Regions from separate parts of the Homo sapiens genome. Here regions 1 and 3 are each linked to region 2. Evidence: chromatin contacts called from ENCODE Hi-C or POLR2A ChIA-PET data. All regions are on one chromosome and are shown on one strand. Each heading gives the region's core, a stretch centred on a gene start or an enhancer-like site at or near the end of the contact. The rest is flanking DNA. Distances are from core to core; before and after follow the strand shown. Region 1 holds the start of HOXA-AS2 (HOXA cluster antisense RNA 2). Region 2 holds the start of TAX1BP1-AS1 (TAX1BP1 antisense RNA 1). Region 3 holds the start of HOXA3 (homeobox A3).

Region 1 (4,650 bases), core at 2,151-4,650, 620 kb before region 2:
GCAGTTTTGAGTTTAAGAGTTCTGTCTAAGCAATAGGATGCTTGGAGCCATCCTCCCATGAATGCCATATAAGACATACAAGCTTATCTCCACTTATATTTCTTTACACACCCTCCAAACACAAGGGTTACAGCAATGCTATTCACATTTTTAGAATCCATTTAACTTTCCTTACAGCCTCCCACCCACGGACAAGCTGGATCCTGCACACCCATGCACCCCAGTCTCCTCTGGCCCACAGGCCAGTATATCAAAAGGCAAGGGGCAGGCCCAGAAATAACTGGCCTGGACAGCGGACTTCCTCACAGCCTGCCATTGTATGGAGTTTGCTAACACCCACACCATACACTACAGACGCAAGAAACACCAAAAAGGCACATAATTACCTGACAAAAGGTTAAAGCATCTCCTCCAAGTCCAGTTGGTTTTGTTCAGTGGGAGCCCACTAGGAAAGATGTGCTTGGCTATAGAGTGGTGGGTCCGGGTTTTGCAAAATCTAGAGAAACCTAGTGCCCTGACTAAACTTGCACTTAAGCATTTCCTCAGTGCACAACTGAGTGATACATGGAATTATAAGTTTCTAAACATAAAAAATATCAGAGGAAATGATCTAATTGCTCTGCAAGAGACCCCCCCCCCCAAAAAAAATAAGAAAAAAAAGAAAAAGAATCAACCTTCACTGGAGTGCCTTAAGTTAACAAGGCAATCTGGGACCCTCTCCACAGGCAGGTCTGTCCACCCACTTTTCCAAGACAATTCTGTGTCCACCAGCAAATTCTCTCCCCACCCCCACACAAGTTCCTATAGAGATATCAACTCAAAGATGAGAAAGAGCCCCCTTCAGAACTCTCAAAATAATCTTGAGCAGAAAACCAGTAGAGAACCAACTGTGCTCAGGAAGAACCTAACTGAAACAAATAAGCTGCTCCCACCCTTGGTTCCACCCCTACTCCTGCCTTCTGCCTGATGACATTGCCCACTAATTTCAACATTGTACCGTTTCATGAGCTGTCTAAAAATCTTCTCTTTTCTGGTCTTAGTTTCTGAACTTCTGAGAGTGCTCTGAGGCTAGTGAGATCCTCAGGCCATATTCTTTTTTTCCTGGAGAATGGGTCTTCAGCTGGCTATGCCTGAGTGTGAGGACTCACTTATAGCAGCTGCAGGAGGCTGTGCATGATTCCTCCCCTTCACTCCTCCCCTGCAGAGGAACAGAAGGGGTCTGATGAAAATGTAAGGCCTTTCATAAGAGAACTTGTTCATGGGTTGTCCAAATCAGAAAGGCAATAAAAGAAGAGACCTAATCCCCTGGAAGCAAGTCCTGGCCTAAGCTGGTGACAATATTTCAGTAAGGTTCAATCTGTGGTGTAGCTGGAAGAGAACCTCCATGTGAACTTTTCCAGCTCCTATCTAAGTTACAAGCTGGAAAGTAAGAACTCCAAGTGAAAACCTGCCTCTCTCAGGTTTGGGGGATAGAGGACAGGAGTAGAAGCTGGTTTCCAAAAAGCGTTCTCCTGACCCCCAAGAACTCACTCCTCTCATTCTTACTGCTGCCTGCCTCATACCCCTCACCAATCATTCACACTGAGCTCTCCAGATACCCTAGAAAGGGACCTGGAGGTATTGCTGGCAAATTCCTCCCTACCCCCAAGTTTCTGAAGAGGCATCAACTCAAAGATGAGAAGGGGCCCCCTTCAAAGCTCTTGGAACAGTCGAGCAAATGAAAACTCTTAAAGCCATAAATTGTCCGGGTGCGGTGGCTCATGCCTGTAATCCCAGCACTTTGGGAGGCCGAGGTGGGTGGATCATGAGGTCAGCAGTTCGAGACCAGCCTGAACAACATGGTGCAACCCCGTCTGTACTAAAAATACAAAAATTAGCCAGGCATGGTGGTGCATGCCTGTAATCCCAGCTAGTCGGGAGGCTGAGGTGGGAAAATCACTTGAAACCAGAAGGCAGAGGTTGCAGTGAGCTGAGATCGTACCACTGCACTCCAGCCTGGGACAGAGCGCGACTCTGTCAAAAAAAAAAAAAAAAAAAAGCCATAAATCAATGAAATAAGTCATTGGTACTGCTTCAGAGAAATGCCTTAACGCCAGCAAAGCTCAGAGGCATCTCAGCTCCAGCCTGGGGCCTCCAAACGGCTGCTAACATCCAGTTAATGCTCCAACTGCTGTTTAACAATTAACATTAATGACTTGGGGTGGGATGGGTGATTTGGTGGGATGAGAAGGGAAAAATCTGAAAAGTCAAAAGACATTTAACTTTTGAGGTTAAAAAACAGCTTCTCTATGAGAGATCTTGGCCTGGGCAGCCTATCTGGGGAACCAGCAGCTGACAGTCCTCCTTTGCCACTCTGCAATCCAGTTTCCTGGAGCAAAGCTACGGGCCTTTTAAAAACCCAGCTGCCAGTCCCTCTTCACTCACTTCACCGGCCTCCAACTTGGCCTGCGCTGGGACTGATACTGTGGTCCTGGTCACCAGAGCCAAAATAGGGGGAAAGCTGGCTTGGAAAAAGCAGGCAACCAAGGGTACACACCGTTAGCCAATATTTGCAAGGCTGTTGGCAGATTAGATATATCTGTACTCAAACACTGCAATCTGATTTCTCTGTCAAAAGTACACTTAACATTTTTGTCCCATTACTTAAATCTAGTGGATTTTCTACTCAGCATCAGGTAAGGCTCTCTTAGCCCACTGTGTGCGTGTGTGTGTGTGTGTGTGTGTGTGTGTGTGTGTGTGTGTGTATGATAGATTCTTATTTAACATGAGATATTTCCTGTGGGTGCAAGTGCAGTAGAGAAATGGGCCAAGTTCTCTGGACACGTGTGGATGTGTATATTGTGTTATACACAAGGCCCCAAATTCCTGCAACTATTTATACATGCAATTGTTCTGTTGTTTGCTGAGATGGAAATCATATACACAGAGTTACAAATTCCTGAAATGTTCCATCTATATTTGATATAAACAGACATACAGTAGCTGAGAAAGTAACACAGCTTGACTATTGCTCTGTTTACCTTCTATTGGAAAAAATAATTGTATCCAGAACACCATATCAGCCTTATAGCACGACTGAATATCATGTTGCAATTAATTAACAACCTGATATCTATTTGGGAGCAAATTTAAGGGAAGACTGGAGGCCTAGGAAATAGAATACAAAATCTCAAAACTTTTTAAAAAGAAGTAATTCCTGAAAGAACAAAGCAAACTCATTCCTTCATACCATGCTTCTGAAAGCTATTCCAGCAGCCCCTCCCCCAAACAGGCATGTAATTTATGGATCTTTTACAAGGTAATAAACCACAGTAATTACCTCCCTGCATCCCAAACTAAGAGGACAAATTAAGTCAGAACTTGAAAATAATTTAAAAGAGTTTTCCCTTGTTTCAAATAGGAAAAGGAAACGCCAAGACATAGAAAACCACGCTTTTCCCGTAGGAAGAACCGATGATGAGCCCTGATGAAAGAAGGAAGAAGACCCGCTGTCTGCGAAGGCCTAAAGGTTAGAAATACAGCAATTTTTCTCATGCCGAAGGAAAGGCAAAATGGTCTAAGAAACTGCAAGAGTGTGATACAAGTTTTCCTCAACAGCGAGCTGGGACTGGCGACAATTTCTTAACTCACAGCCTCCGCAGTCGCCTTAGTCGACAAAGAGAGCAGCCCACGCAGCGGCCGCCGCGCCCGTGCCCGTGGCCTTTACTTGCTTTTGCCCTGAAGTTCAGTGTAGTGGTTTGTTTGGGGCTTGCAGGAAGAAACAAACACACTCCCTCTGACTCTCCACAACCCATCTTTGCCTTCTGCAACCGCTTCTCCTGCCCATCGCTGGTTTTGGGGTAGGCTCTTTGTCTGCCTGAGGCCCCGCACTCGCAGGGCAAGAAGCTTAAAGGAATCCAACTCCAAACTCCTCCGAAGTTAAATATTGACCAGAACCTCTTTCAACAGGCCGCGGTTGCCAGGAACCGTGGAGGGCCAACTCCTCCCAACCGCCCTGGTGCAAAGTCCCACGCGGCGAAGAGTTTTGGAGCAGCGCTTACCTAGAAAGATGTTTAAATTCTGAACCAGGAATTGTCTCCAACTCCAGGCGCTCAGGGAATCGCCTTTTCCGGTGTCCAGGCGCTCTGCAGACAAATAAACAGCAGAAGGTGAATGGCGGCTGCGAGGGAAGGGAGTTGGAGGCCGGGAGTGGGAAGCGAGGCTCATGCGGGCGCCAAGGTGGCCCTGGGGGTGACGCGAACATCAGGGAGTCACCAGGGCACTCGTCCGTGTGGCGCACTCATTGCTCGAAATGTTCCAGTCTACAAATGGTCCGAAGATGGTGATTTATTTTTGTAAAATAAATACATACTCCATCTCCACACCCATACTTTCTCCTTTTTCTTTCTTTTTTTTGGCGGGGGAGTGGGGAAGGAAAGGACATGAAGCAAACAGAGGAAGCTGAGAAGGTGGAAGTGGCTTTGCTGGTGGTGTGGGCTGCTTTCAGAGAGCTCTCTCCTCAGGCACCACAACTTGGAGAATGTGAATGCTTGCTTTATTTTCCTTTCCTAACAAAAGGAAGCCTTGTCTGGGAGCATTCAATCACGGACTCTCCTGAAACCTCACTAATATGTGTTCATTTCTGTAGGCGCGAAATCAGACCCGGGTTCA
Region 2 (4,308 bases), core at 91-2,590:
ATCCTTTCTGGTGCTATTGCAAGGTTTGTCAGGGTTTTACGGCAACAGAAGACTATGATGAATTCGAATGGGACACATTTGCTTCTGTGGAGTTACGATTCAAACTGAATGTCCAATATAGGAAGGCAACATATACAACAAGCAAAAGTGATTTTAGAAATAACAGAACGCGGGAGAAAATTCACACACGGAAAATGATACGGATAACAAAAGCAGGTAACTCACAGAAATGCGGCTAGAAAAGAGGCCTCTGCTGGAGCGAGAGCAAATAGAATCAGAGGGCATTAGAACTGAAAAGCTCCTAGGAGCTTTCAGTGAACAAAACTTCATAGCCAAAAAAGCACACGACTGGGCCAGGAGTTCAGAGACAGTCTTGGTGCTCAGGGGTTTGCAGCCCTAGCCGTGTGGTCACTCCCTTGCTTCTCTGGCTATTTCCTTATCTATAAAATGAGTGGGCTAGTTTAGGCCGACTGAGACGCAGACAGGGATACGGTACTGTCCATGGACCTCTGAGCTGCCCTTTCCACATCGCTGGTGAGTTACTTAAACCTCCTGTGTGTTTCCCCCTTTCGTATGTCAAAATAATAACATAAAATCAGAATGTAAATCCAGACGCATTGTTTTGCTGCGATTAAGTTGAACGAAAATAGCAAGGACGAAGTAAGGAGAGAGCCAGCCTACCCGCGGGATGAGGCGTCCCGCGGCGGAGTGGGCTGGGGGCGTGTCGTCGCGGAGGGGAGCGGCGAACCAGGCAGGAGGCGGAAGAGACCGCCCCGTGGGCGGAAGTGACGCAAGGCCTACTGTCGGCTGGGAGGGGAGGTGTAGCCGGTCTTTGGGGGTAGGCGGTAGTGGCGGAAGAGGTTCGGCGGCTGATGGCGGATCAGGATCGGAAGCCTGCGTAACTTTCTCCCTTGATCCGGGAGTCTTTCCACTGGGTAAGGCGCCTCCCCGGTCCACCCCAGCGCCTTGTGCGGGGCGGCCTCCAGCTGCATCTCTTTTAGGGCTCGTGCTACACCCTTCAGCCCCTGTACTGTAGGGGCCTGGCCGGTCTCGGGAGAGGTCTCTGTGGTGACGAGGCTTTCCTTCCCGAAGACAAACCTTCCTTTCCAGACTGCGATTGTGACGGGGGTGTGGGCGACTCGGATCAGCTGTGGAGTTTTGGAATGGCAACGGGTGGCCGCCCCACGCGGTGGGAGGCCCGTGGGACAGGCCTTCGCGATTTGGGGGAGGCGTGTGGGACGGGGGCCCTTTGGCTGGGGACGAGTGACGCTGGCGACCCCCGAAGGAAAAGCTTCTGGTGTCCAAGGCTAAACTCTGGGGTGACTGTTTTGAGGGCAGTGTGGGTTTTACCGGCGCAGTAAGCTGAGAAAACACGTAGGTCGCGTCCGAGAAGGACGCTGGGGTTTGCCTTTGCGGAGAGAAACCCAGCTGTTTTGGTTTGAGTCGCCGGTGGCGAAGGGGGCGGAGACTCCCTGCGCCGCCTACTTTTGAGGGCCGCGGGCGGAGTTGGCGGTTCTGGCTGATGGCCTGCTTCACCTGGAATCCATTCCCCACCCCGCCCCGTTCGCAAGGTGTGGACTAGTCCCGACCGACTTGCACTCCTGGCTTAGGGAATCTGTGGCTAGAGTTTAGCGTGCGCGCGCGCGCGTACACCTTATTAGTAAAAAATTGAGCTTAGCGTGCGTCTGTGTGGGTGTGTGTACACACCTTATTGGTAAAAGTTTTGTTAGAAAACACTGGCATTTGACTTTAGACATACACAGTGTTAGATTTCCGGTTTCACACAGTGGTTATGAATTGCTATTATGTTAGGCTTTAGATGGGAAAATAAATCTTGATTTTTCAGCTGTCTGCATTCTGCTAATGTTAAAATTTCTACGAGCTGTGCACGAACAATTAATAGTTACAAGTTTGGTGCTCAATTCCTAAAGGATTTAAAGAGATCATTTGAATAGAAACTAAAAGTGGGTCGATCGTCCTCAAAGTGCTTTTCGGGTTTAGGGAAGGAGCTTAGGACAGCCTTTCTCTTTCGTTCTGTTCCTTTCAAGGGTAAACTTGAAGGATTGTTTGATGATGCCGACTTCTAATAAGGTTTTATTTATTTTTCAAACTGATTGTTCAACTTCAAAGAACATTGTAGTTTTTGTTTTCTAGTCATCACGTTCTTTTTTTTTTTTTTTCCTTGAGATGGAGTCTTGCTCTGTCTCCCAGGCTGGAGTGCAGTGGCGCGATCGCGGCTCATTGCAACCTCCGCCTCCCAGGTTCAAGCGATTCTCCTGCCTCAGCCTCCTGAGTACCTGGGATTACAGGCGCGCACCACCACACTGAAGGGGTGGGTTGCCCCTCCACACCTGTGGGTGTTTCTCGTTAGGTGGAATGAGAGACTTGGAAAAGAAAAAGACACAAAGTACAGAGAAAGAAATAAGGGGATCCGGGGAACCAGCGTTCAGCATATGGAGGATCCCGCCAGCCTCTGAGTTCCCTTAGTATTTATTGATCATTTGTGGGTGTTTCTCCGAGAGGGGGCTATGTCAGGGTCACAAGACAATAGTGGGGAGAGGGTCAGCAGACAAACACGTGAACAAAGGTCTTTGCATCATAGACAAGGTAAAGAATCAAGTGCTGTGCTTTTAGATATGCATACACATAAACATCTCAATGCTTTACAAAGCAGTATTGCTGCCCACATGTCCCACCTCCAGCCCTAAGGCGGTTTTTCCCTATCTCAGTAGATGGAACGTACAATCGGGTTTTATACTGAGACATTCCATGCCCAGGGACGGGCAGGAGACAGATGCCTTCCTCTTGTCTCAACTGCAAGAGGCATGCCTTCCTCTTATACTAATCCTCCTCAGCACAGACCCTTTACGGATGTCGGGCTGGGGGATGGTCAGGTCTTTCCCTTCCCACGAGGCCATATTTCAGACTATCACATGGGGAGAAACCTTGGACAATACCTGGCTTTCCTAGGCAGAGGTCCCTGCAGGCTTCCACAGTTTTTGTGTCCCTGGGTACTTGAGATTAGGGAGTGGTGATGACTCTTAAGGAGCATGCTGCCTTCAAGCATCTGTTTAACAGAGCACATCTTGCACAACCCTTAATCCGTTTAACCGTGAGTTTGACACAGCACATGTTTCAGAGAGCACGGGGTTGGTGGTAAGGTCATAGATTAACAGAATCTCAAGGCAGAATAATTTTTCTTAGTACAGAACAAAATGGAGTCTCCTATGTCTACTTCTTTCTACACAGACACAGTAACAGTCTGATCTCTCTTGCTTTTCCCCACACATACCCGGCAAATTTTTGTATTTTTAGTAGAGACGAGGTTTCTCCATGTTGGTCAGGCTAGTGTCGAACTCCTGACCTCTTGATCCGCCTGCCTCGGCCTTCCAAAGTGCTGGGATTACAGGTGTGAGCCACCGCACCCAGCCCATCACGTTCTTAAATTGTAGACCGCTGTTTATAGTTCTCACTGCAGCCATGTTTGTAGAATTAACCAGCAAATACCTTTTCCATAACAAAAGTAAAATTTTGGAATTCAAAGTTTCAACCTTTTTAATAATGTTAAAATAATCATGAAAGATCCTAATGATGCTCCTTGTATACTTCTTTTGGGGACTTTGTTGTATTCTTTTGGAATGGATATGTTAAATCTGGGCTTTATGCATTTCTGTCTTTTTAAAGCTTATTTTGTCCCAAATAAACCTTTAGAAGAAGATAAAAATGTCCTCTACCCTAATATGTGTGGGCCAATATCATAGCATTTTAGAAACCAACTTATAAAAATCTAAAAAGTAAATAAAAGTGGTGCGGGTGATACCTGGGCGGAATGTCTTGGCACTCAGGTGTAAAGGATTCTGGAAATAGGGATGTCTGCAAGGGTGCAAATTAATAGACTGGGGCTTTTGCTGTTGCCTCCTAGAAAAATTGCTGATTACATTTTTTGGGAGCAGAGGTCTGTTGAGAGTTGTTAGTCTTTCTTTTTTTGAGCCACAGTGTGAATAATTGGAAACTATTTGAATGCTGGACATTTTTTCCTTTCATATGTTTGTGTGTCCTATCGGATTAAAGTTTGGAGATAATTCTAAAGGTTTTTTAGCTGAAGATGTGAAAAACTTTCAGTAACTCTATCAACCATTACCTGAATTACAACACTTCTAAGGGTACAAAGCGTTCATATTCTAAAATGCAGTGTTTCTGCTACAGTGGGTCATATGTGGAGTGTTACTAATCTGTTTCATTTCTTTATTTGCTTTGGTTTTACTATTACAGAAATTTTCAAACATACACAAAGGAGAATGAACAGTA
Region 3 (4,490 bases), core at 1,158-3,657, 590 kb before region 2:
TCTAGAGAGAGAGGGCTATTCCGGCAAGAATAGGCACCCCAGACCCTCCAAAGGGCCTCTCCTGCGATGGTGAGAATGGCCACCCCAGGGCTCTCTCTCCTCCCTGCCAAAGCCACGCAGAAAGCGACTTACCTTTCAGTTTCTCTCCAAGGGGGGCAGGACGGCGAGCTGGGCCCCACTGTCTGCCCTTGCCCTGGGCTGCCCATTGAACAGCTCCACCTCTGCCAGCCTGGAGGGTGGTCTGGGAGTATGTAGGTGTGGGACCTTGAAGGCCACCTCGGTCCAGCCAGCTCGCTAGCCCAGACCAGAGCCCAAAGCACACAGGTGCGGCCTCTGCCCTTCACAGCCCTCTCCTGGAGCCAAAGCCGTCCTTCTTTGCCATAGCCAATCCTCCTCAGAGCAGCCAGGCCTACAGGCCTCAGGACTACAGGTAGTCTCTCCGATTGCAGAATCCCAAAGCCAGAGTGTTCCCTGAACCAGCGTGCGCCCCCAGAACGCCTTGGGACGCGCAGTTTGGACAGAAGCAGCCATGACGTGCCAGGCGGCCTGTGCAACCAGTCTCCATGGTGCTGGAGTGGGGGTGGGGGAGGACCCGAGTCTATAACGGCGTCCAGCTCCGGTCAGGGGTAGCCGAGGCGGGGAGATTTCCCGGCCATATAGGCTCTGGGTGATCGCCCCCCAGGTCCCCTTGCGTCCCCCTCTACCCTGCTTGCTGGGAAATCTCTGAGGGGCCAGTACAGCAGTCGCGCCAGGCTGCAAGAGGCGGGCTGCAGCTGGCGCCGGTCCCGGCGACGGCCACGGCGTGGCAGCAGCGAGCGCCAGCACGGTCGCAATAAATAATCGGCCCGCGGCAGCCGCAGTCAGGAAGGCGGCGGACCTAGGATGCAAATGCGCCGCTTTATCCGCCCCGAGCGCACGCAGAGCACGGGCTAACGTCCTAAACATCCACAGCCCCTTCCTATTTATCGAATCCATACCAAGATATTGTCTCAAGTTGGGGAAACAACAACCCAAACAAAAAACAAACAAAAAGAACCTCGGACTCTTTTCTTGTCGCTGTCCGAGGAGTTCTCGGGGCAAATCTGGTCTGATGTGCACTTAGGCCGAGCTACAGTTCGAGCCACCGCGCTACGCAAAGCCACCGCCAGCAGCACGCTCTGCGCTTCCTCCCGGGCAGCTCCACCATCCTCTCCCCGCTCGCGGAAGGTGGGGAGTGCGGTCGCCAGTCCGTTGCGCCAAGGTGGATTGGGGGGTCCCCCTATCGCCCAGACTCGGTTTGCGTCCTTCCTTCAACCTTAGCTGCGGGACCCTGCCACGCGCGCTAACAGCATTATGTCCTCTGCACCGAAACTTCCCACCAAGTAACACCCAATTAATCCCATCCTCTCCTCCAACACAGAATTCCACCCACGCACCTATTCCCCCTCCCAGCGCTTCAGACACCTCTCTCATCGAAAAACCGGGCGAAGGGAAGCCGGCAACGAGCGGAGAACTCTGGCTGAATTAGTAAGTTTTTCTGTTTCCCCCTTCTACCTTTCTCTCTGAAACCAATTCCCACGGAGTAGAAAGTGCTGTGCTGATGCTAATAAAATGCCTGTGGATTAATGCACTTTGCCCTCACCTCTTCCCACCTTCCCAGGTCAAGGATGGTCTCCTCTTGTTGGGGAATCCAACAAAACCAAATAGGGCCATGAATGAAAACACAAAAATCCAAACCCAAAGGGCTGGCGGGGAACACAGTGTGCCGGGCCACTTCCTTTTGGGCTTCACGGGGTCGCTAGGGAAGGGGAGAGAGACGACCCAAGGGATGCTGCCCTGTGCCTTGGCGCTGTGCCACGGAGGGCCGAAGGAAGGCGGGCACTTACTGCCAAGGCGAGCCAGGGAGGGGAGAGAAAGGGAGTGGTGTGTGTGTGTGTGTGCGTGCGCGCGTGTGTGCCTGTGTGTGTGACGTGTGTGGGCTGTAGTGTGTGATGGGGGCAAGTGTGAATGGGTGAGTATGGGTAAGGGGGAGTATGCCCCTCTTAAAGCCTCCCTGGGTGCCCTCTCCCACCGCTACCGCCGCCGGCTGTCGCCTCACCACCTTTGCTCCTATCTCCTCCCCACATGTCTCACCTTCAGACGGTGGCTCCCAGAAGCTCCTGCCCCTCTGACAGCTGTCGCTTGGGCAGCCCGAGAGAAGAATTGTCCTCTTTCCTGGTGCCAGAGGACGCAGGAAATTAGCCAGGTTGCGAGTTGCAAAGCTGCTGCCGCGGCGCCGGGAACGGAGCGCGCCCAATCTCCAGCGGGAGCCGCCAGGCCTGGCCTGGCCGGGGCTTCCCTTCGCTCGCCATCTCCGGACAAAGCACAGCCGAGCCCGGCTGGAAGGCAGAGCTCCGAAGCAGGCAGGACGGAGCGGAGCAAAAGAATGCGGCTCTATTCTCGCAAGGGAAATTATAAAAAAGTTCATGTTCACGGTTCTCATCCACATGACCGACAGCGGCCAATGGAAGGGCCGAACAACTCATAAAGTTGTATTGCAAAGTTGTAAATTTTCATAAACAACAACGGATTTATGACCCTTTCCCCATCACTGAGAGGAGGCAGCTCTTACACCGGCGCCATCTTACCACCGAGGCCGCCCCGACTTGGGGCCTCAGGTTTTACAGACCCTTTTGGGCCAGGTTTTACTAAAAGAGCCATAAGAAGCGGGCCCAGCCCAGGCAGGAGACTGGAGACGAGGTCTTGCAGGCGGAACTCAGGATGCTCTGAGCTGCCCGCACAACCCCTGGACCTTCACCCCTCGCCCCTTCCCCGCATCCAGCTGCCCCAGCCCCTGCCCAGGCTGCGTAGCCTAGCGGGGGTCTGCGGTCCTAGCCCCTCCCCGCGCCACCTACTGCAGTGCCGGACCCTGGGGCCCCCTCGCCTGGTCTGCAGGCGGGGTGGGGACCTTAAATCCCATTTCCTAGCCTGGGGCTGGGTTCAGGGCGCATGCGAATCCGGAATCAGCTCTGGGTAATGCCCCTTTCCAAGCCCACTGCTCAGCCTTAGAGGAAAGTGTGGATTTGAAATTTCCTCATGGAATTGATGGAGGTTTTTAGGTAGATTCATAGAATATAACGTATCTACCAAAGATTCCGTTTTCAAGGGATCTAGAAGATGTTAGTGCACACGCAAAAACCAGACAAACGTCTCTACACGGATAAAGGCACATATACAATTATGCACACAGGGAAGGGCATACACTCTATTGTGGGCACAGAATGACATGCAATTATGGACACACAAAAACACATGCACCCAATTATGGACACCAAAATATATACAATTGTGGAATTAGGTAAAAACACACACACAGAAATACATACACAGAAAAATAAGCACATACTCATACAAATACACACATAAAAATACATTAAAAAGATACATGACACCAATACATGGGTACCCAACACTTGGACCATCACAAGGACAGCCACCCCACTTTTGCTTCCCCACTGCCCCCTGCCCTCCAGCCATACTCACCTCCCCTTTCCCAGTCCCCTCTGGATAAGGCAGTCCACATTTTTCTTTGTCACCACGCATCTTTATTTTCGGTTACATAAAACACAGCTGGGCTGGGAAGTGTGCCTTCCCTGAACCCCAGGATGGAGCTGAGCAGGGTACAGGACAACACAGGAGATGAAGGGCATTGCGGAGGGCATTGGACCTCCCCACCCACTACAGTTAACTCAAGACAACATACCATGCTACAAAGTCACCCCATTAACACATCCTTTCCAAGTCAAGACACTGCCTTACAAATGAACTCCAAGACTATAGAAATGATAAAAAAAAATCTTGTTCAAATATACAGTATCTGCTATTATAGGAAACATCAGGGCGTACATATTTAACACAGCTGAACAGTAAGATACAGGAGCCAGAGGAAAGGACAGCGAAGCTGGAAGCATCTCCACAGTCCTGCTAAGCAGAAGCTAACCCACAGATCTGCAGCCAGCTCAGGAACATTCCCCTCCAGAAGTGGGGGTTGATGGGCCTGAGCTGTGGGTGCCAAGCCAGAGAAGGAGGGATTGATTCTAGGGTGCAAGCACTTAGGATGCTTTTTGGAATAAATATATTATTTTTCGATTTAAATAGATGCCAATACCCTGATCCTGGACCTCAGCACATTCTCAGGGCAGCCTCAGGGACCCCAAAAGCTGCGGGCTGTAAGCAGCAGGGGACTTGCCTGGGAGCAGTCGGCACTAGGTAGCAGGCAAGCCAGCCAGCACAAAATAGGTAGTTTTAGGGGAGTAGGTAGTAGTGAGATTCACTTTCTTGCGGGTCTGGGAGGGTGGTGCTGGGTGTCTGCCAGTGTTGGGATACATAGGGACTTCCTGGGAATGGAGGCCCTCTGGGGCTGGATACATAGGTAGTTTGGGGGTGCCTCGAGCAGAGGCCTGTGCTAGGTAGTATTTTGGACGCGCCAGAGCAGGGCCGGCTGGCCTGGGGTTGGGGGTGTCTTTTGGGGT

What was found. Hi-C counts contacts between places; a loop is a spot of excess contacts on that map. ChIA-PET counts read pairs that join two places held with the same protein, here RNA polymerase II (POLR2A). Pooled maps may share reads with other maps.
Region 1: a map of PC-9 shows a loop between it and region 2 (2.5-fold over the local background). The contact joins the promoter of HOXA-AS2 here to the promoter of TAX1BP1-AS1 in region 2. A Hi-C loop is called at or near these places in 1 of 168 maps with a recorded cell type or tissue (PC-9) and 1 of 50 pooled maps. POLR2A ChIA-PET finds 5 or more read pairs at or near these places in 2 of 52 experiments (MCF 10A and Panc1).
Region 3: a loop to region 2 is called in a pooled map, with 4 times the contacts of the local background. The contact joins the promoter of HOXA3 here to the promoter of TAX1BP1-AS1 in region 2. A Hi-C loop is called at or near these places in 1 of 37 single-sample maps with no recorded cell type and 3 of 50 pooled maps. POLR2A ChIA-PET finds 5 or more read pairs at or near these places in 2 of 52 experiments (MCF 10A and activated naive CD4-positive, alpha-beta T cell).

Annotation. Positions count from the first base shown.
Region 1 is chr7:27,118,519-27,123,168 of GRCh38, forward strand. HOXA-AS2 (HOXA cluster antisense RNA 2) reads left to right here and starts at 3,401. Exons shown (of 4, transcript NR_122069.1): 1 at 3,401-3,508; 2 at 3,949-4,148. It overlaps HOXA3 (homeobox A3), which reads right to left. Exons shown (of 6, transcript NM_153631.3): 4 at 4,041-4,124. RefSeq lists enhancers at 3,178-4,377, 3,956-4,650.
Region 2 is chr7:27,739,335-27,743,642 of GRCh38, forward strand. TAX1BP1-AS1 (TAX1BP1 antisense RNA 1) reads right to left here and starts at 1,341. Exons shown (of 2, transcript NR_187572.1): 1 at 682-1,341. TAX1BP1 (Tax1 binding protein 1) reads left to right here and starts at 828. Exons shown (of 17, transcript NM_006024.7): 1 at 828-935. RefSeq lists enhancers at 763-1,625, 842-1,111, 1,626-2,489 and a silencer at 1,279-1,511.
Region 3 is chr7:27,150,176-27,154,665 of GRCh38, forward strand. HOXA3 (homeobox A3) reads right to left here and starts at 2,408. Exons shown (of 6, transcript NM_153631.3): 1 at 2,113-2,408. HOXA7 (homeobox A7) reads right to left here. Exons shown (of 2, transcript NM_006896.4): 2 at 3,541-4,490. HOXA-AS3 (HOXA cluster antisense RNA 3) reads left to right here. Exons shown (of 3, transcript NR_038832.1): 2 at 1,400-1,506; 3 at 2,119-4,490. RefSeq lists an enhancer at 4,344-4,490.